Linked DNA regions of Homo sapiens: region 1 is linked to region 2. Evidence: chromatin loops called from intact Hi-C (ENCODE). Cell type or tissue: HCT116. All regions are shown on one strand. Links, peaks and the distances in the headings refer to the core of each region. The heading gives the core; the rest is flanking DNA. Region 1 has its middle 48 kb from the start of ASAH2B. Region 2 has its middle 51 kb from the start of A1CF.

Region 1 (16,523 bases), core at 3,367-11,366, 150 kb after region 2:
ATTTCAACTTAACCCAAAAGTCCACAGTCCAAAGTCTCATCTGAAACAAGGCAAGTCCCTTCCACCTATGAGCTTATAAAATCGAAAGCAAGCTAGTTACTTCCTAGATACAATGGGAGTACAGGTATTGGTTAAATACAGCTGTTCCAAATGGGAGAAATTGGCCAAAACAAAGGGGTTACAGGGCCCATGCAAGTCCAAAATCCAGTGGGGCAGTCAAATTTTAAAACTCCAAAATGATCTCCCTTGACTCTAGGTCTCACATCCAGGTCATGCTGATGCAAGAGGTCGGTTCCCATGGTCTTGAACAGCTCCACCCCTGTGTCTTTGCAGGGTACAGCCTCTCTCCCAGCTGCTTCCACAGGCTGGCCTTAAGTGTCTGTGGCTTTTTCAGGCACACGGTGCAAGCTGTCAGTGGATCTACCATTCTGGGATCTGGAGAACAGTGGCCCTCTTCTCACAGCTCCACTAGGCAGTGCCCCAGTAGGGACTCTGTGTGGGGACTCTGACCCCACATTTCCCTTTCACACTGCCCTAGCAGAGGTTCTCCCTGAGGGCCCCACCTCTGCATCAAACTTTTGCCTGAACATGCAGGCATTTCCACACATCTTCTGAAATCTAGGCAGAGGTTCCCAAACCTCAATTCTTGACTTCTGTGCATCTGCAGGCTCAACACCACGTGGAAGCTGCTACGGTTTGAGGCTTGCACCTTCTGAAGCCAGAGCCCGAGTTGTATGTTGGCCGCTCTCGGCCTTGGCTAGAGTGGCTGGGACACAAGGAATGAGAATAGCATGGGAAAGACCAGCTCCCATGATTCAATTACCTCCCCCTGGGTCCTTCCCACAACACATGGGAATTCTGGGAGATACAATTCAAGTTGAGATTTGGGCCAGGACACAGCCAAACCATATCACAGACCAATATTGTTTCAGTAGCACACAGTCAACATATTACTACCACAAGGCCTACTTCCTTGCCACTTGCCAAATTTTCTATCCCCTCTGTATGCTCCTAACAATAATAAAATATGATAAAACACCCCAGGGAAAGCAAATATCTGGCACATGGGCAGACAGTCTCCTCTCCCATACCCTTGGCAGACATTGAGGAATGACTCATTGATCTCCTATTGGTCTAAGTCACAGCCTCAGAATCCTTTTCAGCATAGGGCTCCAGGTAGTCATTACCAATCAATCAGCATACCAATGAATGATACCACTGTAAATTTCCACTTTCCTCATCATTACATATTCAAAAAACTGAAGGTATCATTAACAAAACCACTTAATAAACAGTTTATTTTAAAAAGTGAAACCTTTCCACAACCAATACTTGAAATGTTGATCTATGGAATTAACTACAGATTTCTTAGCTTACATGGCTATATAAATATTTTCTATAGTAACTTTCTTCTATTCTCACTGTATTCTTCCCCTTTCTTAGCAGGTACAACTGTCTATCATTGCTTCAGTAAAAGTGTCTGGCTAAACATCAAACAGAGATTTCCTGCAAGGTTTTCTAGCTGTGGTTTTTCAAAAGCTTTAGGGACTGGAAGAATTTGTAGGGTATTTGAAGAAACTGAAAGGGTGGCAGAAAGTGACAAAGGCAGAGACAAACTATCATAGAAAAGCAAAGGGAGAAATGCATATCCTCATCCACAAAATATCATGGGGATGGGAAGAGAGAGAAGGTAGAGACCTCAAGAACCAAGAACATAGGGAATTCAGTTCCAACTTCCAAGCAGCACCCTCCAGAAGTAACAAAATCTCAAAGAATGGCTGCAGAACAAGTTCAAGCAGCCTTGACTATATATCCATGCCTCAAACATGGCAAGGGCTTCTCTAAGGGAATGAAAGGCACTGTAGAGACAGAGACATTGGCCTTCTCATAAATCGTCTCTATGACCCAATGATGAAGACCAAACTCTCCCTTTCCGTGGCTATATTCTGGCACTATACAGGATACTAAGGATTGCGGCAGAGTCTCAGGAATGGGAAGATGAGTCTTAGCAAGTTTTTATTTTTACCTGTCCGATAAGATGGGAGCTCAGTGAAAAATCAAGTTGAGTTGCAGAAAAATAAAGCAATGTTTTCTTTATGTTGTGTTTATGGGCTGAGACTTGCTACTCTAACACTCAAGGTCCACCTCAACATGACTCCCATTGGGCTTTTTAATCCCATGCTACCTTGCAGAGCAGCATGAGCACTGGCTTGGGAGTACTCACTATTTGATCTTGGAAAATCACTTAAACTCCCTGATTTTGTTTCTTCATCAGTTAAAGAGAAATCATAATGTCTCCCTCACAGGGTTACTGTGAGGATTCATTGAAATTATGTACATTAAAATACCTATCACAGTGCCTGACATGGTAAGCATCATATAAATAACAGTCATCATTATCACAAAAATTTGCAAATGTAGCCTAGTAGGGTTTTCACAGAAATTTTCAGGTTCATTTCTCTATGGAACAAGTAAAAATTAAAATTTCAGACTGGAAAGAAAGAAGTAACACTGTCTTTATTTAAATACAACATAATAGTCCAAATAGAAAATTCAGTGGACTCTACAATAAAGCTACTTGTATCTTATTTCTTCTTTAAGAAATAAGAATAAATTTGCTCTTAAAGAAGAAACAAAATATAAGTAGCTTTATTGTCATATTATTTATTTGTCCTATTATTTATTATCATTTGTTTGTTTATTTGTCCTATTTTTTCTTAATAAAGAACCAATAAGTGAGTTTAGCAAGGTTTCAGGGTATAAGATTAATCTACAAAAATCAATTGTATTTCTATATACTAGCAACAAACTACCCAAAGTTGAAATTTAAAAAGCAATACAACTTGCAATACCATCAAAAAATATGAAATAGGGATAAATATTTTAAAAAGATATAAAAGACTTGTGCAATGAAAACTATAAATATTACTGAGAGTAATTAAAGAAAACCCAAATAAATGGAGAGATACACCATGTTCATGGGTCAGAAGACCCAATGTTGCCAAAATGTGAATTCTCCCCAATCATAGTTTCAGTGCAACCCCAGTCAAAATTCCAGCAGATTTATTTAGAAGTTGGCAAGATGATTGCAAAATTTATATGAAAATGCATATAGGACTTGCTAACACAACTTTGAAAAGAAGAACAAAGTTTGAAGTCTTGTACTACCTGACTTCCAGAATTATTTTATAGCTAAAGTAACTAAGACATTGCAATATTAGTGTCAGGATATTAAAGCAGATCCATGGAACAAAATAGAATCCAAAGATATATATATATATATATAAATGGCCAGCTGATTTTTGACAGATGTGTAAAGTTAATTCAGTGGAGAAAACATAGTTGTTTCAACAAAGGGTGATGAAAGCAATTGAATATCTATTGGTAAAACAAAGTTTGATTCATATCTCACACCATACAGCAAAACTAACTCAAAATGCATCCTAGAAAAACATTTAAAACTTAAAACAATAAAACATCTAGAAGAAAACATAGGAAAAATATTGTTACCCTAAGATACGCAAATATTTCTTAGATATAACACCAAAAGCATGATGTATAAAAAACCAAATTGATAACTTGAACTCTATCAAAATTTAAAACTTCTGGTCTTTAAAAGAGAATGAAACAAGCCACAGACTAGGAGAAAATCTTTGCAAAGAATATATCTTATAAAGGCTGTGTATCTAGGAGATATAGAGCTCTCAACATTCAACACTAAGAGCAAAAGCCTCATTTTTAAAAATGGACAGAGATTTGAATTGACATTTCACCAAAGAAGATATATGGAGGACAAAATTACCTAAAAAGATGTTCAACGTCATTAGTCATTAGAGAAATGCAAATTAAAATCACACTCACATATCCTTATACATGTATTGGACTAGCTAAAATTAAATAGACTTGCCATAAGAAATGTTGGCAAGGTTGTAGAAGAATTGGAAGTCTTATACACTGCTCTTGGGAATGTAAAATGATACAGTGAATTTTGAGACAATTTGGCAGTGCCTTAGAAAATTAAAGGTACACTCACTGTATGATCCAGCCATTCCACTCCTGTATATTTACCCAAGATAAATGAAAGCATATTTCCATATAAAAACTTATGTATGAATGTTCCTATCAGCTTTCTCTGTAATAACCAAAATCTATCCATACAATGGAACAGGACTCATCAAGAAAAAAGAAATAAACTATTGATATGCTACAACATGGGTGAAATGGAAAATAATTATATTGGGTGAAAGAACCCAAACATAAAATAGCACATATTGTATTAATTCATTTTAAACAATTCTGGAAAATGGAAACTACCCTATAGTGACAGAAAGCAAGTCTGAGTTTTCCTGAGTTTGGAGCTGAGAAAGGTGGGGAGATTACAAAGAAACACCAGGAAGCATCTGTGGGTGACTGATATGTTCACTATCTTGAATGTGTTGACATTTTCACAGGTGCATACGTATGTCAAAGTTTATCAAATTGTGTAATTTAAATGTATACTATGTATTATATATCAATTGCTCTTCAATAACACTGGTTTTTAAAAGAGTTTAACATATTCCTATCATATAATCCAGCCATTCCATTCCTAGGTATTGATCCAAGAGAAACAAAAGCATGTATTCATATAAAGACCTGTGCATGAATGTTCATAGTGGCATTATTTGTAACAGCCAATAACTGGAATAAAACCCAAACATTCACCAACGGATGAATGAAGGAATAAACAAATTGTGGCACATTCATTCAATGGAATGCTACTCAGCAACTAAAAAGTAAACATGCTGCAACATGGATGAATGTTAAAATAAGTATGTTGTATACAACAGAAGCCAAACAAAGGAGAGTAGATACTGCATGATTCCATTTATATTATATTCTAGAATATGCAAGTGAATGTAGAGTGAGACAACACAGGTTGTGGTTGTTTGGGGAGAGGGGCAAAGCAGCACTGGGAAACTTTCCAGGGTGATAGATTTGTTCATCATCTTGACTGTGATGATGGTTTTGTGAGAATAGACATGTCAAAACTTATCAAATGTTATAATTTAATTTCTGTAATTTATTTGTGCAATTTATTGCATGTCAATAATACCTCAATAGAAAAACAAAAAACAAAATGAGCATAAAGTAGCAAAAGCAGTAAATACTTTCTGGGTATAAGAAAGCACTGGCTCAGCTAAATTGCTGTCTACCCTTCAGCAAGTCCTCTATCACCTCCAGACCCCCACTTCTGATTCTGTCATGTGAAAATCAGCTTGATGCTCTTTCATACTTGTTCCACTTCTAATAGGCTATGCTACCATTTTTAATCATTGACATCAAGGTTCTTCAAAAGACTTTAAAGAGCTTGCCTGTGAGCTTCCTTAAGAACCTTCAAAATTCATTAACTGAAGAGACATGGCTCCCCGTCCACATCTCTGGGTCCCCAGGGAAGGAACCACATGCTTCCCAACTTGTGCAGGATCTCAGAACAAGTGCCCCAGGTAGCAAAGTGTTTTATAAGGAGACCTGACTCACTCTTTTCTTGGTAGCTCCTATAGGTCTGCAATTCTGCCACCAACATCCCACAAATAACCTACAATTTTAGTGAGAATACAACCAGGGAGAGTTTAATTTGAAAGACGATGATCCTTCCTGCCTTTCCAAAGGCAGTGGGTATAGTTGAAGGCAATATTAGCCTATATATTCCATCTAACTGTTATGAAAATTTAAACTTCTATGTTTAAGAGTGTGTACCCACTATGCATGTGTATGGTTACATTATAACTTATTAGTACTCAGAGTGAGCTCTCTTTGCTTGCTTTTTCTAACAAGAGCTGGGATAAATCATAACCCTTGACTTGTTTTACTGATTTCCTGTTAGAGGCTGTGGACTTTATTGTTAGCCTAATGTTTCTCTGCTAAGTGCCTTGGGACTCATAATCCAACCACAGTCCCATCCCTGAATCAAAATCATGAGATAAAATATTCATGAGATAAAACACCCAATCAAATGTCAGTGTGAAGGCCAGAATATTTTATGGCTTGTCACTAGACAGAGCTTAGGAGAGAGGCAGAACCAGATAATGATTCATACCATCTGCTTCTGCATAGTAGAAATTTCCTAAAGGTACATAATTTTGATGTGGCTCTAAAGTGCCTGGCTCAATGCCAAGGACCAACTGGGGAGTTCAGTGACCTGAGTTCTAGGTCCAGATTTACAACCAATTTAACCTGTGTTTTGGTCAAACCATGTAAGCTGCCTGGGTGGTCAGGCTCCTCCTTTGTAAAAGGACATAAAGGACTCCTACACTCCCTTCCCTTAAGGAACTAGTTGGGTGACCCAAATGAGTGAAGCACACCTGTAAGACTCCAGGGAGTAGGACACAGTTGTCTCAACTCTGATCATTCTGAAGAGTGCACCCTTTGCCTTGATGCATCCAAGTACAATGAATACTGAGAAAAATAAAATGTGTGCAAAATAAAACTTGCCTATAACCACAGTTTTTAAACTCTGGCCTCGAAGATTGCCAAAGTCTATTCTATTCCTAAAAACCTAAGACTGTCCAAGCCAAAGTGCACTGGATAGTATGTGTACAGTAGCTTAGATCAAGTATGACATCCAGTGGCCTATTTGGCTAATGACACCTAGAGACTTTGAAGGAATCTGGGGAATTCTGATCTCTTTGGCATTTAATCTTGCAGAAAAAATTTCAATTGAAGAAAGGGAACTGGAACTAACCAGTACTCTCCCCTGGGTTGCAGGAACTGTAAGAGGAATTTTTGCCATTTATTCTACCCACACCTCACAGTAACTATGCAACCAATATTATTAACTATCAAAATGGACAAGAAAACAGAAAGAGACATAGAGATGAACTAACTTGCTTAACTATCTTACCAACCTTGCAAATAAGAATTTCTGAATACCATCTGACTCCTGAAAACATGCTGCACCCATCATTCCAAGACTTCAGAGAACATGTTTCCAAGTTTCTATTTTACAAATGTGGAAATTAACCTGAGGAAGGATAAGTGATACCCAAAACATAGCTACTTAAGGACACAGATGAGGCTGGAACCCAAGGCTTGCAGAAGATCTACCAATTAATTATGAGATCCAATATATCACAGAAAAGTCTTTACCTCCAAACAAGGCCCATAAAACACAGACTATGCGGAGGAGGAGCCAAGATGGCCAAATAGGAACAGCTCCAGTCTACAGCTCCCAGAGTAAGCGACGCAGAAGATGGGTGATTTCTGCATTTCCAACTGAGGTACCGGGTTCATCTCACTGGGGAATGTCGGAAAGTGGTTGCAGGATAGTGGGTGCAGCGCACCAAGCGTGAGCCAAAGCAGGGCGAGGCATCACCTCACCTGGGAAGCGCAAGGGGTCAGGGAATTCCCTATCCTAGTCAAAGAAAGGGGTGACAGACAGCACCTGGAAAATCGTATCACTCCCACCCTAATACCGTGCTTTTCCAACAGTCTTAGCAAACAGCACACCAGGAGATAATATCCCGTGCCTGGCTCAGAGGGTCCTACACCCATGGAGCCTCACTTACTGCTAGTACAGCAGTCTGAGATCAAACTGCAAGGCAGCAGTGAGGCTGGGGGAGGGGCGCCCGCCACTGCCCAGGCTTGAGTAGGTAAACAAAGCTGCCAGGAAGCTTGAACAGGGTGGAGCCCACCACAGCTCAAGGAGGCCTACCTGCCTCTGTAGACTCCACCTTTGGGGGCAGGGCATGGCCAAACAAAAGGCAGCAGAAACCTCTGCAGACTTAAATGTCCCTGTCTGACAGCTTTGAAGGGAGCAGCAGTTCTCCCAGTATGCAGCTGGAGATCTGAGAACGGACAGGCTGCCTCCTCAAGCGGGTCCCTGACCCCTGAGTAGCCTAACTGGGAGGCACCCCTCAGTAGGGGCAGAATGACACCTCACACGGCCGGGTACTCCTCTGGGACAAAACATCCACAGGAATGATCAGGCAGCAACATTTGCTGTTCAACAATATCCGCTGTTCGGCAGCCTCTGCTGCTGACACCCAGGCAAACACGGTCTGGAGTGGACCTCTAGCAAACTCCAACAGACCTGCAGCTGAGGGTCCTGTTAGAAGGAAAACTAACAAACAGAAAGGACATCCACACCAAAACCCCATCTGTATGTCACCATCATCAAAGACCAAAGATAGACAAAACCACAAAGATGGGGAAAAAACAGAGCAGAAAAACTGGAAACTCTAAAAATCAGAGCACCTCTGATTTTTAAAAGGAACACAGCTCCTCACCAGCAACGGAACAAAGCAGGACGGAGAATGACTTCGACGAGTTGAGAGAAGAAAGCTTCAGACAATCAAGCTACTCCGAGCTAAAGGAGGAAGTTTGAACCCATGGCAAAGAAGTTAAAAACCTTGAAAAAAAATTAGACAAATGGCTAACTAGAATAACCAATGCAGAGAAGTCCTTAAAGGACCCGATGGAGCTGAAAACCACGGCACGAGAACGATGTGATGAATGCACAAGCCTCAGTAGCTGATTCGATCAACTGGAAGAATGGGTATCAGCGATGGAAGATCAAATGAATGAAATGAAGTGAGAAGAGAAGTTTAGAGAAAAATGAATAAAAAGAAATGAATAAAGTCTCCAAGAAATATGGGACTATGTGAAAAGACCAAATCTATGTCTGATTGGTGTACCTGAAAGTGACGGGGAGAATGGAACCAAGTTGGAAAACACTCTGCAGGATATTATCCAGGAGAACTTCCCCAATCTAGCAAGGCAGGCCAACATTCAAATTCAGGAAATACAGAGAACGCCACAGAGATACTCCTCGAGAAGAGGAACTCCAAGACACGTAATTGTCAGATTCACCAAAGTTGAAATGAAGGAAAAAATGTTAATGGCAGCCAGAGAGAAAGGTCCAGTTACGCACAAAGGGAAGCCCATCAGACCAACAGCAGATCTCTCGGCAGAAACTCTACAAGCCAGAAGAGAGTGGGGGCCAATATTCAACATTCTTAAAGAATTTTCAACCCAGAATTTCATATCCAGCCAAACTAACCTTCATAAGTGAAGGAGAAATAAAATACTTTACAGACAAGCAAATGCTGAGAGATTTTGTCACCACCAGGCCTGCACTAAAAGAGCTCCTGAAGGAAGCACTAAACATGGAAAGGAACAACCAGTACCAGCCACTGCAAAAACATGCCAAATTGTAAAGACCATCCAGGCTAGGAAGAAACTGCATCAACTAATGAGCAAAATAACCAGCTAACATCATAATGACAGGATCAAATTCACACATAACAATATTAACCTTAAACGTAAATGGGATAAATGCTCCAATTAAAGGATACAGACTGGCAAATTGGATAAAGAGTCAAGACCCATCAGTGTGCTGTATTCAGGAAACCCATCTCACATGCAGAGACACACATAGGCTCAAAATAAAGGGATGGAGGAAGATCTACCAAGCAAATGGAAAACAAAAAAAGGCAGGGGTTGCAATCCTAGTCTCTGATAAAACAGACTTTGAACCAACAAAGATCGAAAGAGACAAAGAAGGCCATTACATAATGGTAAAGGGATCAATTCAACAAGACGAGCTAACTACCCTAAATATATATGCACCCAATACAGGAGCATCCAGATTCATAAAGCAAGTCCTTAGAGACCTACAAAGAGACTTTGACTCCCACACAATAATAACGGGAGACATTAACACCCCACTGTCAACATTAGACAGATCAACGAGACAGAAAGTTAACAAGGATATCCAGGAATTGAACTCAGCTCTGCACCAAGTGGACCTAACAGACATCTACAGAACTCTCCACCCCAAAGCAACAGAATATACATTCTTTTCAGCACCACACCACACCTATTCCAAAATTGACCACATAGTTGGAAGTAAAGCACTCCTCAGCAAATGTGAAAGAACAGAAATTATAACAAACTGTCTCTCAGACCACAGTGCAATCAAACTAGAACTCAGGATTAAGAAACTCACTCAAAACTGCTCAACTACATGGAAACTGAACAACCTGCTCCTGAATGACTACTGGGTACATAACGAAATGAAGGCAGAAATAAAGATGTTCTTTGAAACCAACAAGAACAAAAACAACATACCAGAATCTCTGGGACACATTCAAAGCAGTGTGTAGAGGGAAATTTATAGCACTAAATGCCCACAAGAGAAAGCAGGAAAGATCTAAAATTGACACCCTAACATCACAATTAAAAGAACTAGAGAAGCAAGAGCAAACACATTCAAAAGCTAGCAGAAGGCAAGAAATAATTAAGATCAGAGCAGAACTGAAGGAAATAGAGACACAAAAAACCCTTCAAAAGAATCAGTGAATCCAGGAGCTGGTTTTTTGAAAAGATCAACAAAATTGATAGACCACTAGCAGGACTAATAAAGAAGAAAAGAGAGAAGAATCAAATAGAAACAATGAAAAATGATAAAGAGGATATCACCACCGATCCCACAGAAATACTACCATCAGAGAATACTATAAACAACTCTATGCAAATAAACTAGAAAATCTAGAAGAAATGGATAAATTCCTCGACACATACACCCTCCCAGGACTAAACCAGGAAGAACTTGAATCTCTGAATAGACCAATAACAGGCTCTGAAATTGAGGTAAAAATTAATAGCTAACCAACCAAAAAAAGTCCAGGACCAGATGGATTCACAGCGGAATTCTATCAGAGGTAGAAGGAGGAGCTGGTACCATTCCTTCTGAAACTACTCCAATCAATAGAAAAAGAGGGAATCCTCCCTAATTCATTTTATGAGGCCAGCATCATCCTGATACCAAAGCCTGGCAGAGACACAACAAAAAAAGACAATTTCAGACCAATATCCCTGATGAACATCGATGCAAAAATCCTCAATAAAATACTAGCAAACCAAATCCAGCAGCACATCAAAAAGCTTATCCACCATGGTCAAGTGGGCTTCATCCCTAGGATGCAAGGCTGGTTCAACATATACAAATCAATAAACGTAATCCAGCATATAAACAGAACCAAAGACAAAAACCACATGATTATCTCAATAGATGCAGAAAAGGCCTTTGACAAAATTCAACAACGCTTCATGCTAAAAACTCTCAATAAATTATGTATTGATGGGATGTATCTCAAAATAGTAAGAGCTATCTATGACAAACCCACAGCCAATATCATGATGAATGGGCAAAAACTGGAAGAATTCCCTTTGAAAACTGGCAGAAGAAAGGGATGCCCTCTCTCACCACTCCTATTCAACATAGTGTTGGAAGTTCTGGCCAGGGCAATCAGGCAGGAGAAGGAAATAAAGGGTATTCAATTAGGAAAAGAGGAAGTCAAATTGTCCCTGTTTGCAGATGACATGATTGTATATCCAGAAAACCCCATCATCTCAGCTCAAAATCTCCTTAAGCTGATAGGCAACTTCAGCAAAGTCTCAGGATACAAAATCAATGTGCAAAAATCACAAGCACTCTTATACGCCAATAACAGACAGAGAGCCAAATCAGGAGTGAACTCCCATTCACAATTACTTCAAAGAGAATAAAATACCTAGGAATCCAACTGGCAAGGGACATGAAGGACCTTTTCAAGGAGAACTACAAACCACTGCTCAATGAAATAAAAGGGGATACAAACAAATAGAAGAACATTCCATGCTCATGGGTAGGAAGAATCAATATTGTGAAAACGGCCATACTGCCCAAGGTAATTTATAGATTCAATGTCATCCCCATCAAGCTACCAATGACTTTCTTCACAGAATTGGAAAAAACTACTTTAAAGTTCATATGGTACCAAAAAGAGCCTGCATTGCCAAGTCAATCCTAAGCCAAAAGAACAAAGCTGGAGGCATCACACTATCTGACTTCAAACTATACTACAAGGCTACAGTAACCAAAACAGCATGGTACTGGTACCAAAACAGAGATATAGACCAATGGAACAGAACAGAGCCCTCAGAAATAATGCCACTTGTTTACAACTATCTGATCTTTGACAAACCTGACAAAAACAAGAAATGGGGAAAGGATTCCCTATTTAATAAATGGTGCTGGGAAAACTGGCTAGCCATATGGAGAAAGCTGAAACTGGATCCCTTCCTTACACCTTATACAAAAATTAATTCAAGATGGATTAAAGACTTAAATATTAGACCTAAAACCATAAAAACCCTAGAAGAAAACCTAGGCAACACCATTCAGGACATAGGCATGGGCAAGGACTTCATGTCTGAAACACCAAAATCAATGGCAACAAAAGCCAAAATTGATAAATGGGATCTAATTAAACTAAAGAGCTTCTGCACAGCAAAAGAAACTACCATCAGAGTGAACAGGCAACCTACAGAATGGAAGAAAATTTTTGCAGTCTACTCATCTGACAAAGGGCTATTATCTAGAATCTACAATGAACTCAAACAAATTTACAAGAAAAAAAAAACAACCCCATCAAAAGTGGGTGAAGGATATGAACAGACACTTCTCAAAAGAAGACATTTATGCGGCCAAAAGACACATGAAAAAATGCTCATCATCACTGGCCATCAGAGAAACGCAAATCAAAACCACAATGAGATACTATCTCACACCAGTTAAAATGGTGATCATTAAAAAGTCAGGAAACAACAGGTGCTGGAGAGGATGTGGAGAAATAGGAACAGTTTTACACTGTTGGTGGGACTGTAAACTAGTTCAACCATTGTGGAAGTCAGTGTGGCGATTCTTCAGGGATCTAGAACTAGAAATACCATTTGACCCAGCCATCCCATTACTGGGTATATACCCAAAGGATTATAAATCATGCTGCTATAAAGACACATGCACACATATGTTTATTGCAGCACTATTCACAATAGCAAAGACTTGGAACCAACCCAAATGTCCAACAGTGATAGACTGGATTAAGAAAATGTGGCACATATACACCATGGAATACTATGCAGCCATAAAAATTATGAGTTCACATCCTTTGTAGGGACATGGATGAAACTGGAAACCATCATTCTCAGCAAACTATCGCAAGGACAAAAAAACAAACACCGCATGTTCTCACTCATAGGTGGTAATTGAACAATGAGAACACATGGACACAGGAAGGGGAACATCACACATCGGGTCTGTTTTGGGGTGGGGGATGGGGGAGGGATAGCATTAGGAGATATACCTAACGTAAATGACAAGTTAATGGGTGCAGCACACCAACATGGCACATGTATACATATGTAACAAACCTGCACGTTGTGCACATGTACCCTAAAACTCGAAGTATTAAACACACACACACACACACACAAAGACTATGCTCACAAAGACCCTTTGCCTTACTTCAGAAAAAGAGGTAGAGCTACTATTAAGCCCCTACCCTGACAATTGGGAAACTAGAAATGAGCCTATTATAAAGAATTGGCAGCAGAAAAGGGACTAAAGAAGAATTAATAATTTTAAAAAAATCTCTTGAATGTGTGTAGTGCTATTAGCACTGGGGCAAAAAGCCTGATGCACTTTAAGTTCCAAAGTCTTTGCCCTGTACAACCTTGCATAATAACTAATGTCCACAATGATGACACTGGGCCATTAAGGGAGACTGAATTATTCTTACAGTTCTATATTTAATCAAGTAAGGAAATATGTAATCTAATTTGGAAATCTTTAAGATTCAAAATAATGAGAGTTAACATTTTGTGTGCAGCTAAATATCTTATCTTGAAGACAGACTTTCATTTGCCACATTCTTAAACCCTTGAGTGTGGTCTATAGAAGTAGTCAGAAGTCATCTCCCATCTGGCCCAAAATTCTTCTCCCATTATTCTTTGGTTTATGCCACAAATATAAGTGCACTATTCCCAGATAAGGACTATATTCAATATCCACAGCCAGCCTGTTTTGCCATGACAAAACCTGGTCCCTTTCAGTTCAGTCTCAGAACAGAGTCACGTTCAAGAAGCAGTTTATAAGGAATTCAAATTTTTACTTACATTTCCCAAATGACTGAAAGGAATTCAAATATAAAGTCCGGAGTAACCTTGGTAAAGGTGTCATCTCGCCTTTGTCCACTTCCCTCACGTACTGCATCTTCTCTGGGATTTTCAGTAAATGTTTTTTCTGCTCCCCTACCAATAAGGCTTTTCTTCCACCTGAAATTTCTCCCCAATATCCACCTCCTTTTTTTGTCTCCTTTATCTTCTTAGCCATTCCCATTTGTCAAAAGTTAACTCCTACTTTAGAGTTTAATTCAAATACAATAAAATCTCCTTTTAAAGGAATTCTTCAATCCTATCACTGAAACTGAATTCCTTCTCCTACTACATTACAATGACTTCTTTAGTTCACATCCAAGAGTAACAGGTAGACTTAAAGAAAAGATAAGAACAGGCTCTAGAGCCATCAATCCTATTTTATTTGTTTAGTTACCATTTATTATGCCCCTTCTGTATGCCACACATGTTGCATGCATTTTGCATGTGTTAACTCTTTAAGTCTCACTGCTTGCCTATGACATAATTACCATAAACCTCATGCTTTAAGATATGATAACTATAGTTTAAAGAAATTAAGTACCTTGCCAATAATCACATAGCCAATGAGTGGCATAACCAAGTTTCAAATCCAGAAATGCTGACTCCAGAGCTGAGGTTATTAACCAGTGGGGTGGCCATGGAGGAGTGCCACTCAGACTTCCTTTAAGAGAACCTGCCACAGTGAGCATAGTTGGATCTGCCACATTGTTCATACTGTTACAGTAGGTAACTAGTCAGACATGAGCAGGGCAGGAGAAAGCTCCCACTACTCCCACACACACCAAAAATGTTACACCACTATCACGTGATGATCAGGAAGTTGTTAGCTGTCTCTCTAAAATAATAATTGATCACAGCTGGTGCCAGGGAAAGGCAGACTCCCAATAGATAGAAACACTGAATCTGGTGATCAGCAGCTTCCCAACAAGATCTCAGGAGTTGGGTGAGTGGGCTGAAGCATGTGCATTAAGAGGCAAATGGTAGAGTTTAACTGGTATATGACTTTCTAGGATCCTTCTATCGGAAAGAGAAGAACACCTTAAGTGAGCATGCATCCAACTCCAATAAACACACTGCACATGCTCATTTCCCAAGTGCTAGCAGGTCACTGCACATGTGGACAGCCCAACCCAAGAGAAGAATCAGTGGAGAAGGGACACAAGACCCCAGAAGAATGCCAACGTACAAAACTCCAAGTCAAAAGGTCAAACCACACACCTGATCTCCGAAGTTGCCCAGTTGGCCTGCTTCTTACTTCCTTTCATTCCTGCTTTAAAACTTGCCTCGGTCTCTCCTTCTGCCTTATGCCCCTCAGTCAAATTCTTTCTTCTGAGGAGGTGAAAATTGAGGCTGCTGCTGGCCCATATGGATTTGCCAGTAACAATAACAAGATCATACTTTCCCTGGGTTACCCCCCAAAAATGACTAAGCACAGCACAAGGACAAGAGCTGAGCCATTATTGCCCAACACAAGATCCCTTTAACAAGCATTCTTTGCTGAGGAACTACTCGCCAGCCTGACTAATGCTTTCTCAAGACTGCAGTGTAGTGTGAGGATCTTCCTCTTCAATCATGCCTTCCTCCATCTCTCCTTTCACAAATACCATATCTGCACTGCAGTCTGAAGGTTCACCAAACTGTTTCTGCTCCTTTCCCCTTTACCCTAAGTAGGTGTTTTTCCATTAAATCTCTAGCACGCCTGAGCCCATCTCAGCTTCTGCTCCTTGAAAGACACAGGTGGTACCATAAGTGGTCCAGGAAAACAGGTAATATAATGGGGTTACAGGACTGGCTCACTCACCACCCATTTGGCAAGAAGGACTGCATCCCAAATAGAATATCAAGTACAGATAGTCCCTGGCACAGGTGACAGGCCAACTGCTGAAGTTTTCATTGATGTTGACCTGGGAAGATGCCCTAGTCACAGTTCAATGATTCAGTGGGAACAGCTCAATGATTTGGGCATTTGAAAGATATCTGGGACCTACACATGCAAAGACAGCAGAGCTGGTAAATAGTTATCAAGTTATTATAATGCTTCACAGGGATATCATGTGAAAGTGAGGATGACTGGCAACCAGCTACAAGCTAAGTGAGGAAACCATGGAGCCTCTTTGTTAATTTATCTCTTACAATAAAAAAGAAGACATGGCCAAGGAGCAGATTCAGAACTTAATAGTTAGAAATGCAGAACTCCAGAGACATTTAAATACACAGCCAAAGTAGGTCAGTTATACTAAGGCCAGGACTCTGGTTAGGAAAAGATGGAACCCTAGAATATGGGATGGGGATATCTGAGTGGATGGCCACAAGGATTTTGGCTCTGGAGACTATCCAGACCTTGCAGAGGTGGCCCACTGCACCACAGTAAGAACCAGCACTTCACTTATGTGGAAGACACTGCAGAAGCTTTAACTCCACAAGGCAACAGGTAACTTCCAAAAGACATGCTCCCATCTCCTCTTCTTACTCCCACACCACCCCAGTGGGTACGATTATAT
Region 2 (16,523 bases), core at 3,536-11,535:
ACATACAAACATACATTACTATAATCAATGAGAACTCTCACTTAGAAGGCCACATAATTAATAAGTTAATGCAACATCAAAAAGAAGACTAATTAATATTTATTTAAACAATATAAAACATTCAAAATATCGGTAATTATGAACTTTTTATTTTCATTTTTAATATAAGAATATTTTGAAAAATAAACAAGAAACTAAACAGATGACTTTCGGTCAGGACTATTTTAAAGGAACCAAATCTTGGGAAGTAGAGCCTGTTATACTAAGTAAGTACTGGGGAAGTTTTGAAACACTTTTGAAAAGGAGAAGTATTTATGCCCAGTTCATTTAGTTTTAAAAGACTCAATTAAAAAAATAAAAATATTCATTTTGTTATTAGTGACAGACTTTCTAAATAAAACATCTGTTTCCTGGGCTGATGCTTCATAACCAGGTTAACAGGCTCCTTGTGTCACACATGGTTATAAAATGACCAAGTGAAGGTCTATCATTGGCCCATCCAGAATGGAACAACAGAGTAAGAAGAAAGTCATGGTCTCTGTGGTGCAGAGCTTCATCAGTTTGATTCTGCTTAAATTTGAGAAACAAAGTGTTTCCAGTCGCTCTTATCTTCAAGTTAGTGATTGGCAATACATTGGAACTTTTGCCAATTTTACGCATAGAATCCAGTATAAAGTTTATAGTTATAGTCATAATGAGCTTCCTGTCTTACGTAACCTAATAATTAAAAGTTGTTCCCAAAATAATTTTCATCAGCCCATTTTATTTTTTCTTCTAGATCATTCTCAAGATGGTTCTCCTCCTAAGGGAAGGTAATTCCTTCTTTTGGGAAGATGGGGATATGAAATATCCACCATGCAAGAAAATATCTGAATTAGTATCACTTGATGCAGAAGAAATTGCTCTGATCCAGTGGCCAACCATACCTCTATTATTCCTCTTTCCCTATATATTCCCTTAGGAATGCCAAGCAACTAACTAGTATTGAGGCTCTAAAGAGATACACCTGAAGGGGGCAAAGACAAGCCCACTTTCCATTTGTACCAAAGCTCTGACCTGGCCAGGCGTGGTGGCTCACGCCTATAATTCTAACATTTTTAGAGGCTGAGGCAGCGGGTCACTTGAGCCCAGGAGTTTGAGACCAGCCTGGGCAGCATAGCAAGACCCAGTCTCTACAAATCTACAAAAATTAGCTGGGTGTGGTGGTGCACGCCTGTAGTCCTAGCTACTCAGGAGGCTGAAGTGGGAGGATCACCTGAGCCTGGGAGGTCGAGCCTACAGTGAGCCATGATCATGCCACTGCACTCTAGCCTGGTGACAGAGTGAGATCCCATTAAAAAAAGAAATCTGACTCAGGGCAGGAGGAAAGACTGATTCAACACAAAATTGTAAGAGAAGAGACTAATAGTCGATTGTGATTGAAAATATAGTAAAACATAAGAGCTAAATCATGAATTTTTAATCAGAAAGACCTAGATTTTCATCCTGGATCTACAACTTAGCCATGGGGTTGCTGATAAATGAAAGAGGAGAGGAGACTATGACCAGTGAACTGAGTCACAGCCTTGCTTTGTATATTTGAGAATATTAATTCTCTTACCTGGTGTGGCAAAGACATGAAGGTGAAAGAAGTCTCAATGGGCATAGGATCATGAAGTCAAGGTGCTCAGGGGATGGAGACTAGGTTCAGAAAAGTCCCTGGGAATGAGAAAAACAATATGCATGTGTTCAAGTCTTCAGGGAAAGGCCAAATAGGAGGATGCTAAACGAGGGCAGGTGACATCAGTGCTAATTTGAAGATGGTGGTTTTAAAAGAGGATGAACCTCTAGCATGGAAATGGATAATAATACTAATATCCAACATATAATTAGCATTTGAAACCTGCCAGAAACAAAGTGCTTTATATGTATCATCATGTTTAAGCTTCACAGTCCTGTAAGGCATATACTCTCCTTATACTCACTGTACTGGTGCAGAAAGGGAGATCCTGAGAGTGGAAGTATTTTGCCCAATGGCACAGAGTTCATAAATGGTGGGACCAGGATTCACACCCAGGCTGACTCCAGAACCTTTGCTTTCACCCACAGCCATACTGATGCCTGCACATAATAAATCCAGGGAAGAATGAGAGAGGCATACTCTAGTCATTGAGGAAGGGGCTTTCTCTCTAATGACAGTAATGAGCTGCCAAGCTTTAGGAAGGATAGGAAGAGATGGGAAGATAAAAATGTAGAGGATAAGAGGAATGTGACAAGATAAAGTTTTTAATTTGTGGGGATTCACAGCTTTCCTCCTTTTCTTTCCTCTGATCTCTGAGGAAAGCAAGGACAAGTCATCAGAGAAGAATTATACTCACTTAAGGGACTTTAATGTGAGCAAAGAAAATGTGGGGCCATCATACAAGAAGAGAGCTTAGATTATATGTTTACTTTTGGGGAAGGTTGATGGAAATTGGGATCAGGAGAGAGGAGAGGGGGAGTAAGCGAGAGTGACCACAAAGTTTACAGCCCAAGCTAAGGCGCTTTTGCAAATGGAAAGAGGTGACATTAATTATTATGATGAACCAACAGGTACAAAGCCCTGGACGTTTGATCACTTTAACCAAAGTCCCCTCTAGTCACCTCTTGGTGCTGCCACTGTCTGTTAAAATTAAGACAGTGAGACCCATCCTGAGGTTAGACATGCTAGAGAATCCAATGGGGAAGAAAGTTTGACAGGAGTTGGTGTGGACAAAGTGCTTCGACCCCACTAAAGAGAAAAAATTGAAATTCCTTTTCAGACCATTTTTTTTAGTTGAGGAAGAACATCTTTATTTATTTTTTATTTGTATAAATGTATGGGCTGTAAGTGCAATTTTGTTACATGCATAGATTGCAAAGTAGTCAAGTCAGAGTTCTTAGAGTATCCATCATCCAAATAAGGCATGTTGTATCCATTAGTAATTTCTCATCATCCAGCCCCATCCCACTCCCTCACACTTCTGAGGCTCCATTTCACTATTTCACTCTCTAAGTTTATGTCAGACCACGATTTTTTTTAATGCAAAACCACTTCAGAGCTGCATTAGTGGGTAATGGTTTATACTTAAAAGAGGAGTTTATACTTAAAAGAATCCACATAATACGTGAGGACATAATCAAAGTGAAGCTGGTAGAGGGCAAGGGGATAAAGTTCATGTGAGAACAAGAATGAAAAGTAAAAGTGCATGGGAGGACCTGAAGAAGGAGGGTGAGGTAACAGTTTAAATTGTAAGAAACAGACTTAGGTTCCCCCGCAGTAAGTTTTCTTATAAAATACATGTGGAAATAAAAATTATGAGATGGATCACTAAGTAGCTTCTGCTTACAAAAACTTATAAATAGCCATGCAGTTTGGCTTTGCATGGAGTGAAATATAAGTCAGATACTAGAAGCTTGTTTACAACTCAACGTAACTCTAGACACTGGGTTGTCTGCTCCCCCTGGGCAGCAGGGACTCCTTCTTTCGTACTCTGCCATGATTGTAACACAGCTACCCTCTGCCTCTGCTCCTTTCTGTAAGTCACTGGCTTCTGCTCTTCCTATCAGGGATGCCCTCCATTTGTGGGTCTGGCATCCAACATCTCCAAGGCAGAGGATCTAATTTGTTCATTCACCCATTATCCAGTAGACAGCCCTGCTGGGAGATTATCTGTGTTGGAAAGCCTCATGTGCTTCTGGTTAGCCTGCAGACTAGCTGTACTTAGTTCAAATGCTTACCCTTCATCCAGTATCTATGATCAAGGTCATGCGATCACAGCAAATAGAATGTGGTTACCCATGATACGGGGACACCACACTCTCCTAGATGTCCTACCACCTCTCCAGATACTCCTTTGTGTAGTCATTAAATGTTGGATATCCTTGAGGTTGAGGCTTAGGCCTTTTTCTCTTTTCCTACTATCTTTCTCCTTATGTAATCTCTACCATGCCCATCACTTCAGTTCACACACATGGGTCAATGATTTCCAAATGTATATCACTTGCCTCAATCTCTCATTTGAATTCCAGAGATGATATCTAATTGCCAACTTGACATTTCCACTTTTATGTCTCCAAGGCATCTCGAATGCAATATATTCTGGACTTAACCTATGCTATTCTGCCTCTAACTTATCTGTGCATCACTGTCCATTTAGTTACAAAAGCCTCAAGGAACCATCCTTGACATATCCTTCTGCCTCAAACCTATTTTCAATCTACCTCCTGGCTCCATCAATCTCACTTTCTCAATGCCTCTAAAATCCATCTACATCTCATGTTCTTTGCAGCCACCACCATATAGTTCGCAGTACCACCATCACTCTCTTGGACCACTACAGGGCCCCTCACATTGTTCCCTGTCATCTACTCTGGCCCCCTTTCAGTTGATTCCCAATACCACAGTCACAGTGAGCTTTACAAAAGAGCTCCTATCAGGTCACCTCCCCACCTTCCCACTTAAAACCCTTCCATGATTTCCTATCACTCTTGGAATTGTGAATAGCATCTTTAATGTGGCTCTGCGTGTCTAGTCTAGCCTCTGTCTATCTCCCTACCTTCGTTCTGCATAATGTTTCTTTGTTCCAATCACATCAGCCTCATTTCAGACCCTTGAGTATGCCAAGAACTTTCCTGCTACAAGTCCTTTTAATGAAATAATCTCTTGCATGAACAGCTAGATGGTGTCTCTTCATCTGGATAACTTCTATCCAATCTTCAGGACTCTGCTTTTCCTGATTCCTGTCCATGTCAGGATCCTTTGCTATACAGTCTCATAGGTCCATATTTCTGTCTTTGAAAGGCTACATTAATGATGTGATTGTTACATTTTTTATGTTTTCTCACATATCCCCACACTCTAATATTCATATTAAGTAAGATCATATCTATTGTTATTTACCATCATATCCCCAGAGCCTGGCACCTAGTAAGTGCTAAAGAATATATTTTGAATGGATAGATGAATGAACAAATCCTTGAGAAACTACCCAGGGCCATTTCCTTTAATACAGGACTATAAGAATGATACACTTTCTCTTTGAAGAGTGTCTTAGTCCACTTGGGCTGCTATAACAAAATATCATAGACTGGGTGACTTTAAAACAATAGATGTTTGTTTCTCATTGTTCTGGAGGCTGGGAAATCTTAGTTTAAGGTGCTAGCAGACGTGGTACCTGGTTCACTGATGGTTATATTCTCGTTGTGTCATCACATGGTAGAAGGGGCAAGTGAACTCTCTGGGGTCTCTTTTTTGAAATCAGTAATCCCATTCATAAAGGCTCCATCTCTCATGACCTAATCACCTCCTAAAATTCCCAGCTCCAAATATCACCACATTTGGAATTAAATTTCAACATATGAATTTGGGGTAGGGGGACACAAACATTCAATCCATAGCAAAAAGTTTTTCAATATGTTTCTCACTCAAATTAGTCTAGATATCTTTTAAGATAAGGTAAAAACAAAAACAAAAAACCTTTAGGTCTTACCCACTAGAACATTACTGTGGTATCAACAAAGTTTGATTCTTATATTCAAAAGTATTATTAACCTGAGGGGGAGTGAAGGGCAGCCTAGGCTTCAACTTGAACAGAAATTTATTTTAAAAAGCATGAGGGAAGCAGTGTAAACAAAAAGGAAGTCAATAATTAGAGACTTTGGTTAGAGGTAGACCTTTTAGTTGTAATTTTAAGGGCTTCTGTGTAGGGAAGACAATAGCAGAGAAGAGATTTTAAAATTTTCAGTCCTAACCGGAGGTTGGAAGTACAATATGTTGTGTACAGCATTTTCCAATACCAAAGACAATAAACTAAGCAGGTTATATAGTGAAAATATGTGAATTTAGGAAGATTTAAATATGTTAATATATGACAAATTTATAATTGGCTGACAAAAATAAACACATTATAACTATAACTTTTGTTACAGTATTTTACTCTATAAAGAACACATATGTCTCTTACTCAGAGCCAAATTCTTTTACAGTCTTGATATGGTATGTAAGCACAGCATCAAAAACAAAAAGCACCAAAGAAAAGATTAATAGCGTTGATGCTCTAAAAATGTCAAACTTCTGCAAGTCACACCCAAATGCACACAAGTGAAACAACAGAAATATTATTAGCAAGGAAAAGAAAACTACACACTGATCAAAAATTGGCAACACATAAAACATGAAGAGTCAGTGTCTCAAATATAAAATAACCTTTTAACAATCTATTGAAAAAGACAAACATCCTAAAGGAGTAGTCACCAGATCATACAAGCATATGTTTCAACAAGAAAGAAATATAAGTGGTAAAAGAAAAAAAATGTGTAACCTCACTAATAATTTTTAGCCTGCAAAATAAAACAACGCAATATTAATTGTTGAAGCCTCATACTGAAAAACACTCAAAAAAATAAAAATACCCAATGTTGGCAAAAATGTTGAGAAAACGGGATTCTCAAGTACTTTAGGCAGTAATAGAAATAAATTGATTTAATAATTTTGGTGGACAATCTGACAATAGAGGTCAGATGGCCATCTTCACATTGTGTACTTGCATGGTGTAAATGGCAAGTGAACTCTTTGGGGTCACTTTTATAAGATAAGGTAAGTCAAATCTAAATACGTATAACACTTTACCTAGAAATTTAATCTGAGGAAATAATTGGAAAAGTATAGAGTATTAAGAATAAGGATGCTAATTTCAGCAATGTTATAATAGCAAAAATTCTAAAACAACCTGAAGTTACAATGATAAATTGGCTAAATAAATAATTATGATAAATATATTCTTTTTTTTTTTTTTTTTTTATTGAGACAGGGTCTCACTCTCTTACCCAGGCTGGGGCTCGAGTGCAGTGGCACAGTCATAGCTCAACTGCAGCCTTGACCTCCCAGGCTCAAGTGATCCTCCCATGTCAGCCTCCTGAGTAATTAGGACTATGATTTTGTAGAGACAGGGTCTTGCACTTTCTTGCTATTACAAGTGTGAGCCACTGCTCCTGGCCATGATAAATATATTCTATGTAAAACACTGCAACTATAACTATTTTTGTGATACTTTACATATAGTGACATGAAAAATGTCTTTCATTTATTTGATAGAATGCATTTTACAAAATGGCATTTTCCAAATATCTATCTATATTTCTCTATAAATATGCATATTATAAAATGGCATTTTCCAAACATCTTTCTATATCTATGTATCTATAAATGTTTACATATGCATCAAGGAGTCTCGAAATCTCAAGAAAATTTATCAAAAGGTTAACAGTGGATATTTCTGGTTAATGAGGTTATAAGTCATTTTCCACTTTTATTTATTTCTATATTTAAGGTTTGTTTTGACAAGCATTATTACTCTTATAACTTAGAAAAGGGGAGTGTAATATATACTCAGTTAATAGTTTTTAAAAGTGTGAAGATAAGTCATGCTTGTTCCTATAGCAAGCTATATTTTGTTACTTCAGTTGTTTATTTTTGCCAAGGCAGAAAATTTCCATGCTTTGGAGTGGACTTTCTCTTCCAAGAATAGTATGATAACTCTACCATGCCATCTAGTGTTCAGCACTTGGGATGTCTTGAGAAAGGTTTGCAACCGAAAAGATTAAGTACCATTCCAATTCACAATTCCATACGCAATTTGAGCAAAACAAATACATCTTTTTTAAAAGGTCACAGAGATTCATTATAAGTGTATATCTAGATCAAAGCCCAGGTTGCAAACTCTAACAGCAACTATGTCCTTTCAGTTCAGTAGTAATTGAAGAAATCACAAAAATATCCAAAGCCTAAGTGATTAGATACTAATTTAAACTGATAAGTGGGAAGGGGAAATCTCTGCCCACATCCTCATCATACACAACACCCACACAGACACACACCCACACACCTCTACTACTACCGTCACCGTCATCACCTACAAAAGTTGAGAATCAACCAATTTTTTAAAAAAGATTACAAAACCAAAGATTCCATTTGAAGACATATCCAGAGCCTACTTTTGCTGAAGGGTTGAAAAACACAAAAGGTAGACAGCAGATTTATTTCCTCCTGTCTTATCTTCACAGTTTGGTACACAAACAAAGTTGATGTTTTGTTGATAGCTTGGTTCTAGGTTCATCTGGGAATAACTTAATCAGTACAACTAAAGTAGAGTCATAAATCAGTCATACAAAAATATTTATTTATACCAATATACCAGGCTTTTTTAGGTGTTAGGAAACTACTTGAGGTGTCAGGAAAAAGATAGTTTAAAAAGATAAAATCTCTGCTGTCAGGAATCTTATAGAGTAATGTTAATTTTATAAACTTAAGAAAACTTTTCCAATTTGAAACCATGTATTAAGTTCCCTACAAATGTTCCTACCATGTGAGTGGTAATTTGATTTCTGTGATTTTATCCTAAATAAATAACACAAGCAACTTATTTCAGCAATATATTATAGTTGTAAATTGTAAACAACCTAAATGACCAACATTAGAAGGTTGATTAAGAAATGAAAAAATATTCAAGAAATGGAATAATATGTAGTTATCTAAAATGATTTATCAAAGATGTTGAATAGATTTTACAAATATCCATAATCTCAAATGAAAGAAGAATAAGATGATGATATGCAAAAGATCAGCAATTCTTCTGCAGACAAGGTAATAATGAATGATTCAACCTGGCAGAATTTCAGTGACTGTCATCAACACTGGGCATGGCAAAGTCCCAAGGCAAGGATAGATAGTGGAGCTATTCATGATTCACAAGATTCTCTAAAGCAAGTCACTAATGCTGTGACAGACACATAGACAAACAAGTTCCTTCATACTCTTTAGGGTGAAAGTTGGTACAGACTAAGTGTAACTGCACCTTATCAAACCTTCATCACTCAGAATGAGGCAGAACTAGATAAGTTTGAAGAATGTGACAGTACTTCATGTTAATAGCTGCCTGGAAACCAAATACTGGGGCAACAATACACCTCCCTCCCAATACCATTTTTCTGAATATTTTGATATACTGGGCTACTGGTATGGTTTGGCTCTGTGTCCCCACCCAAATCTCACCTTGAATTGTACTAATCCCAATAGGTCAAGGTGGGACCAGGTGGAGGTAATTGAATCATAGGAGCAGTTTCTCCCATGCTGTTCTGGTGATAATGAGTGATTCTCATGAGATACGATAGTTTTATAAACCTATGGTATTTCCCCTGTTTGCACTCTTTCTTTCTCCTGCTGTCCTGTGAAGAGGTGCCTTCTGCCATGATTGTAAATTTTCTGAGGCTCCCCCTAGCTATGCAGAACGGTGAGTCAATTAAACCTCTTTTCTTTGTAAACTACCGAGTCTTGGGTATTTCTTCACAGCAGCATGAGAACGAACCAATCCAGTGGCCAAGAAAATCTTGTTTCCTATCCTATAAAATGGAATAATTGTGATAACTGCCTAGCCATATGCAGAAGACTGAAACTAAACCCCTTCCTTATACCATATCTAAAAATTGACTTAAGATGGATTAGAGACTTAAATGTAAAACAGAAAACTATAAAAACCCTGGAAGATAACAGAGGAAATACTATCCTGGACATAGGCCTTGGCAAAGATTTCATGATGAAGAAATCAAAAGCAACTGCAACAAAAACAAAAATTGGCAAATTGGAACCAATTAAACTGAAGAGCTTCTTCACAGCAAAAGAAACTATCAACAGAGTAAACAGACAACCTACAAAATGGGAGAAAATATTTGCAAACTATGCATCTAACAAAGATCTAATATCCAGGATCTTTAAGGAACTTAAACAAATTAACAAGCAAAAAACAAACAACCACATTTAAAAAGTTGGCACAGGACATGAACAGACACTTTTCAAAAGAAGACATACAAATGGACAACAAGCATATAAGAAAATGCCCAACATTACTAATCATTACAGAAATGGAAATAAAATCCATAATGAGATACCATCTCACACCAGTCAGATGGCTATTATTAAAAAGTAAAAAAAACAAACAAACAGATGCTGGCAAGGTTGTGGAGAAAAGAGAACACTTATACACTGCTGGTGGGAATGTAAATTAGTTCAGCCATTATGGAAATCAGTTTGGTGATTTCTCAAATAACTTAAAACAGAATTACCATTTGATCCAGCAATCCCATTATTGGGTATATACCCAAAGGAATATAAATCAGTAGACTAGATAAGGAAAATGTGATACACACACACACACAAAATACACACCATGGTATATACCCAAAAAAATATAAATCGGTAGATAGGATAAGGAAAATGTGATACAGACACACACACACACACACACACACACACACACACACACACTACACACCATGGAATACTACACAGCCATAAAAAGAATAAGATCATGTCCTTTGCAGCAACATGGATGGAGTTGGAGGCCATTGTCCTAAGCAAACTAACACAGAAGAAAAAAGTCACATGTTTTCACTTATAAGTGGGAGCAAAACATTGAGTACACATGAACACAAAGAAGGTAAGAACAGACATTGGGGGCTACTTGAAGCTGGAAGGTGAGAGGAGGGAAAGGATTGAAAAACTACCTATCAGGTGCCTATTAACTGCATGATGAAAAAATCTGTACACCAAAACCCTGTGATATACAATTTACATATATAATAAACCTGCACATGTACCCCTGAACCTAAAATAAAAGTTAAAAATAAAATAAAATGGAGCATTTAACCAGGAGTTTTATAATGCCTCTTTCAGCTTCAATAGTCTATTGTATTGGCACTTTTGTGCCTATGTTGGTTAAAGTTATATGTGTCCTTATAAAAGAACTGGGGAATGATCCATCTGTGATGGAACCAATTATCACAGAATTTAAACTGGCAATCAGTAGGGACATTGATCTAAACCAGGAAATACAAAAAGTTTGTCTTCCTAGCAAAAATCCTTTTGTTTGTTCTTTCTACATCCTCTTAGTAACTCAGCTTATCCACAACTTCAGCCTCACCAAACCCGCCTCAGTGGAAATAATATATCCATCCACAGCATTCATTCACTTAAAATACATATTGAACATGTTCTGTGTATCAGTCACTATGCTGGTGACAGAATGGGAATGAAAAATGCTCATAGGTAATACCCTTCTTGAGAGGACAGTCCACAGGGGGCATGGTGAATATTAATTTAGTAAACAAATAAAAGTAAATATGAAAACATGATGAGAAGGCAAGAGACAGGAAAACATGCTGGAGCAGGTGATAAAGCGTTTAGTAAAAGCTGATGGTTGAGTAGGTATTAACTAGGGGAAATCGGTGGGAAAAGTAGCCCAGCCAGAGACAGCAGCAGTTTGGAAATCCCTGATATAGGAAGAGGCTAGTACATTTGAGGAACTGGAAAGGGCCAGAGAAGAGTGAAAGGAGCCTCTGATGAGAGACAGAGGGGGCCGGAACATAGGGCCAGGCTCAAAGTTGTGGTCATTACCCCAAGAGTCAGAAGCTCCAGTGTCCACAGGGAGTTTTGCTTCTGCTTCTGGTTTCTCCCTCACTTTATGACAAACATACTGTTTTAACACTCACAGTCTGGATTGTCTTTTCCTCCCTTGTAAAAGGAAAATGTTGAATTAAATGAGCACTAAGGTTTATTCAAGTCATGAATGTGTACCTTTTACACACTCTGCATTTTGCTTATACTTAAGTTGTGAGAATATGATGAAGATTCCCAAGGATTTATTGTGATCATGAAGCCATTTGCTCTGGTAAAAACTGTCTTTTGAGGGGCTTGAGATATTTGTGAACTGCAAAGTAAGTATTCATGATCATCTTACAAAGCAAACTGATCCGCAATAGTGTGTATCAATCACTTTAGCTATTATTGTTTGTTTCCTTAGTATGGAACACAACGTAGTCAAATGCAGGACACGTTTCAGCCACACCACCAATAAACTCTGAGGTCCCTTACAGTAAAGCCAATTTGGAATGATGTTAAGGCTATTCAAGTATTTTCTGTTCCTTTTTTTCTAGTCACAGCCTCTACCTTAGCAAAACAGGCTCTAAGAAACAGAGATCATTCTTTAAAATCCTATGCTATTTAGTGTTATGTACCCTGAAACTTAGATGTTTAATCTTGCTTTGGTTCTAACTCCAATCTAACACAGTCTTTTTGTATGGGTTTGAAGAGGGCTCAGTCTTGTTTTCCTCAGTCTTGTTTTCCTCTCAGTGTATTTCTGAATTCACCTTCTAGTGTTTTACTATTGTCATGAATGTCAGGAATGGGAAAGCCTGAGTATTAAATGACAGCTAAGAAGAAAGTAATTAAACATCTTTACAAAGCCAATTGAACATACATAATAGTACTTATCATCTGCTTAGTTTTAAGACATTCTTGCCACCAAATTCAACTGTATCCTTTCAGAATGTTACAAGTGACAGAAACGTGTTATATGTAGACAATGGATTGGCTTCGGTAAAATAACACTAAATTTCTTTCTTCCTGCACAGTGAGATTTTTATATTTCAAAGAAGAAGTTATGATTTAAGACTTGAAATTGAGGCAAAACAATTTTCTCAGATTTTTCAATTTTTTCTAAGTGTCTGCTTCAACTCTTACCTACTGCTTTTACTTGGCAGAGGAGAAGGGCTGTTTCCTCTGTGTAAAGAATCTGGAATTTAAAGTTCAGAAAGTGGTGACTTTTTCAGATGTCATAAAAGGCAGATACATGTTGAACGGAATGAAAATGTCCTTTCAGAAAAAAGCCTGAATGATGTTGCAAATACGTGAGAAAGGCTTTAAACATGAAGAGGAGACAATAGAACATTTTGGCTGTTGTGCTCTAAACTGTTATAATTCTTTACCTCTAGTGTGTGCGTGCATGCGTGTGTGTGTGTTTGATATCTGTGGCCTTACAGGAGAGGGTGGGGAAAAGCAGCAGGTGGCAGACTAGTGGGATAGCAAACACCAGCAGGCTGGCCATGATGGTGTTTCTACAGGAAGGAACTACATAGTGAAGGTTACGGATTCTCGAGTTAGCCAGCCAGCTCTATCATCCACTTGTCTGAGTTACTAAGGCTATAGCCATTTTAAATAAATATCTCTGTGCCTCAGACTCTTCCCCCAGGAATTAGATTTAACAGTACTTGCCTTCTAGGATTGTTGTGAGGTTGAAATGAGATAATTCATGTGGAATGCTCAGAAGAGTGTCTGCACATTATCTTATATTATAGCAATGCCACATATGACCCCAGCTATTGCATGTCATGAATAATAAATTTTAACAGTGATCACCACCACATATGAGAGATTAAATTAGGCTGTTCATCATGAAGTATATCAGTATATAAGTGAAATAAGCGGTGTCAAATATAAATCACAGATCAATGAGAAACTCTTTGGGTGATCTTTATGCTTCCAGGGAGATAACATCTTACATTTTAATGTAGAATAATGACTGTGTAGTCAAAAATTCAATATTTCATGATGAAAGTTTCTAATAATCAAAAGATATATTACTCTGCTATAATAACTTGTAACCTACTGAGATATTAGCTTTATAAACACTTTCATTTAACTTTCATGCCTTAAACATATTGTGAGTCTGATTGATCCTGTAAAGTTGGCCTCTTTTCTGGAATACTTATCTCAGATAATTTCACCTAAGCAAACTGCTACCATATTAAGAAAATGTTTTCAAAACTTCAGCATTTCAACAATGTGGGCACTCCTTTAAGAGAAAAGTCTAATATGTATTATTCCTTTAAATTATCTCTTAACTATGTCAGAAGAAAAATAAAGTTCTTATTTTAGAATTGGGTGATTGATGTGAGCATTAAAGTCTAGCAATTTAATAGTTCCTGGTCTAAGCTGAAGAGTCCATAATATATAATTCATTAACCTAGGTCTGCCATACAGATTTATAGATAGTGAAAACAACCTGAGATAGGAAGTTGGTAAGTATTCAAATCATGTCTGGTGTCATAGCATGTTGGATATTTTGGAGATTAATTGTCCTTTAAAATCCAGGAACTTCCTTGGATACCTAGTGCCAGTGTAAAAAAAAAATCTAAATTGAAGCATTAGAAGGAAAGTGTAGAGATAATGTAAGTACTACTTTTTAAAAAGTTCAGTAGTCTAAAAGTAAGTTAATTAGTGTTAAATGAATTGAAATAGTTTCGAAAAATTTGTAACAAAAATGGTTTTAACTCCTGTTAATATTATTTCTTCAACAATATGAAATTAAGGATACATTTTGATATTTCTTACTACTAAGACTAAATGTTGGTATTTCTTACTACTAAGACTGACAAATATTTACCCATATTTATGACTCTGCCCATCAACTATCATCTGATTTTGAACTTTAAAAAAGTTACTATAATGAAACTGAAAAATAACTAATTTCCAGAAGAAAGAGGGACCTGAATTGTAGAGTATTTTCTGTTGCTGCTGCTGCTGCTGCTACTGCTACTACTTTTTGAGAATAAAGTTTTTAAAAAGTACTCATTCCCGTATGTTTTTAGAGGGATTGATTTTAAAAAATCACTTGCTATACCCATCAAAAAGAAAACACTAAATAGAAAAATAGTAGATGAAAAATATGAACAGGAAATTCACAAGAAAATAAATACAATCAACATGTTAACCAATTTTAGCCTCATTCACAATTACGGAGACATAATTCTAAAACTCTCTTGGTATACACACATGTAGATATTTCACTTGTATCCTACTCAGGATATGGAGAACCAGGTACTGTGATACGCTACAGGTAAGAATCTAAGATTAGTGAAGGCACGTTGGAGGACAAATTCTTGGATCTGGTCATTCCACTGCTAGAAATTTCCTTTCAGAGATTTCTACAAAATTATGCCAAGCTATCTATGTATAAGAATATTTACTGAAGCATTGCATTGCTAGGAAAATAACTAAATCCAACCTGAAAGCTCTTTAAGAAGGAGCTGGTTATATGAATAAAAGTCCATCCATCCAACGTATTATGACACAGTCTTGCATTGAGTGTCCCTGGGAAAAACGGTCTTTTGTGGAATCTGAGCCACATTAAACAAATGCCTAGTTTATAACAAGACTATCTGCTTTTGAACAATAGGCCACTCCCTAAATTAGTTAAAACCTGCAGGTCTTTAGAAAGATGAAATTCAGTTGAAATTAAATTATAATGTAGTCTTTAAATACTGATGCAAATGAAGTGTCTTCTTATGAAATGATACATACATTAAAAGATTGATAAGATAGTTGGTTAGGGAAAGCTTAGCTTCTGAATTCCTGGCTGCTCCATAATAGGGGCTCTGATAACCCATAATGATCTCCATAAAAGAGCAGGCTCCCAGGTTCTCTAGAATGGCCACAAGTAATAGGCTGTATTTGTAGTTGGGGACACTGCTCTAACAATGGCTGAAACTGTGGTCTGCTTCCCCTCCCCTATTTCGGAAATGACTCAGCCCCACTGGCTGCTGAGACAATGTTGTTCTCTCCAAGTCTCCTCAGCAGCCACCAAACCCTGTAATTATTTACTTTCTCCTGCTTTGGAGTCCTCTGTTTTCTTTCCTAATGAGACTAGGGAGAATATAAAACTATATTAAAACTTTGGTTTTATACCTGGAGAGTCTGTAGACTCTGTTTGAAGACCCCCTTGCTTATAGAAGAAAATTAAGTTGCTCCTAATTCCACCATTGAACAAGAAATTAGCCTTTAACCTAACTTTAAAAGTCACTAAAAACAAGGTTCCTTTGTATGGAATTAATTATCAATTATTTCATTCATTTAATGAACAAATATTTATTAAATACCTACTACCTGTCAGGCAATGTCCTGTGTGCTGGGGATACAGCCCAACCTAGCAAAACCTTTGTACTCTTAGAGCTAACATTCTCACAGGGGAGGACAAATAAATATACTATATATATACACACACACATATAAATACATATATATATTTATATACACACAATATATTTAATGGAAGAGAGTAGTGAGACAAATGAGAGTAAAGAAATAGAGTGACGGGTTGGTATTAGATAGGGAAAGTCTCTATGCGGAGGTGATGTTTGAGCAGAGACTTGAGGGTGAGGGACTGAACCATGCAATTCTCTGGGAGATGAGCCTTGTTGGCAGATATGAAAGGAGAGTCAAGCAGAGTGCATCATGTGTGCAGAAGATGATCCTTTCTGGTCAAATAGAAAGAATATACCAATCATATACTGCTATATAGATAAGTTTTGTTTCTGGATGGATACTCAGACAGCTCTTGATAGTACAGTACTTATCTCTGGAAGAGAAAGAAATGGGACCAGGGATGGGAGGACAAAAATTTTATTTATTATTTTTTACTTTTAATACTTTTTTGATTGCTTCTACTATGTACATTTTAAAATGGTTTACCTAGGTGTTAGGATTATGGGTTATTTTCATTTTATTTTGTATATTTATATGTATTTTTAAAAGACAATCATCCAATAACAACTTTTTAAAGGAATAAGCAATAACTTCTACAAGTATCCATTTATGGAATATTATTGCATATGTACTATATAACAGACCCGTAACA

What was found. Hi-C counts contacts between places; a loop is a spot of excess contacts. Peaks named below come from ENCODE experiments on the same cell type or tissue, not always from the same donor. Only the 100,000 strongest peaks of a DNase experiment are listed, where the experiment ranks them.
Region 1: it touches region 2 in a loop (2.5-fold over the local background); 7 of 110 quality-filtered maps call a loop at or near these places.

Annotation. Positions count from the first base shown.
Region 1 is chr10:50,779,226-50,795,748 of GRCh38, reverse strand. No RefSeq gene overlaps it. Among named protein-coding and RNA genes, the nearest start is that of ASAH2B, 48 kb to the right of the region's middle. In HCT116, for the core only: a CTCF peak has its summit at 6,604; a DNase peak (open chromatin) is centred at 6,588.
Region 2 is chr10:50,928,752-50,945,274 of GRCh38, reverse strand. No RefSeq gene overlaps it. Among named protein-coding and RNA genes, the nearest start is that of A1CF, 51 kb to the right of the region's middle. In HCT116, for the core only: a CTCF peak has its summit at 7,551 (motif pointing left); a DNase peak (open chromatin) is centred at 7,504.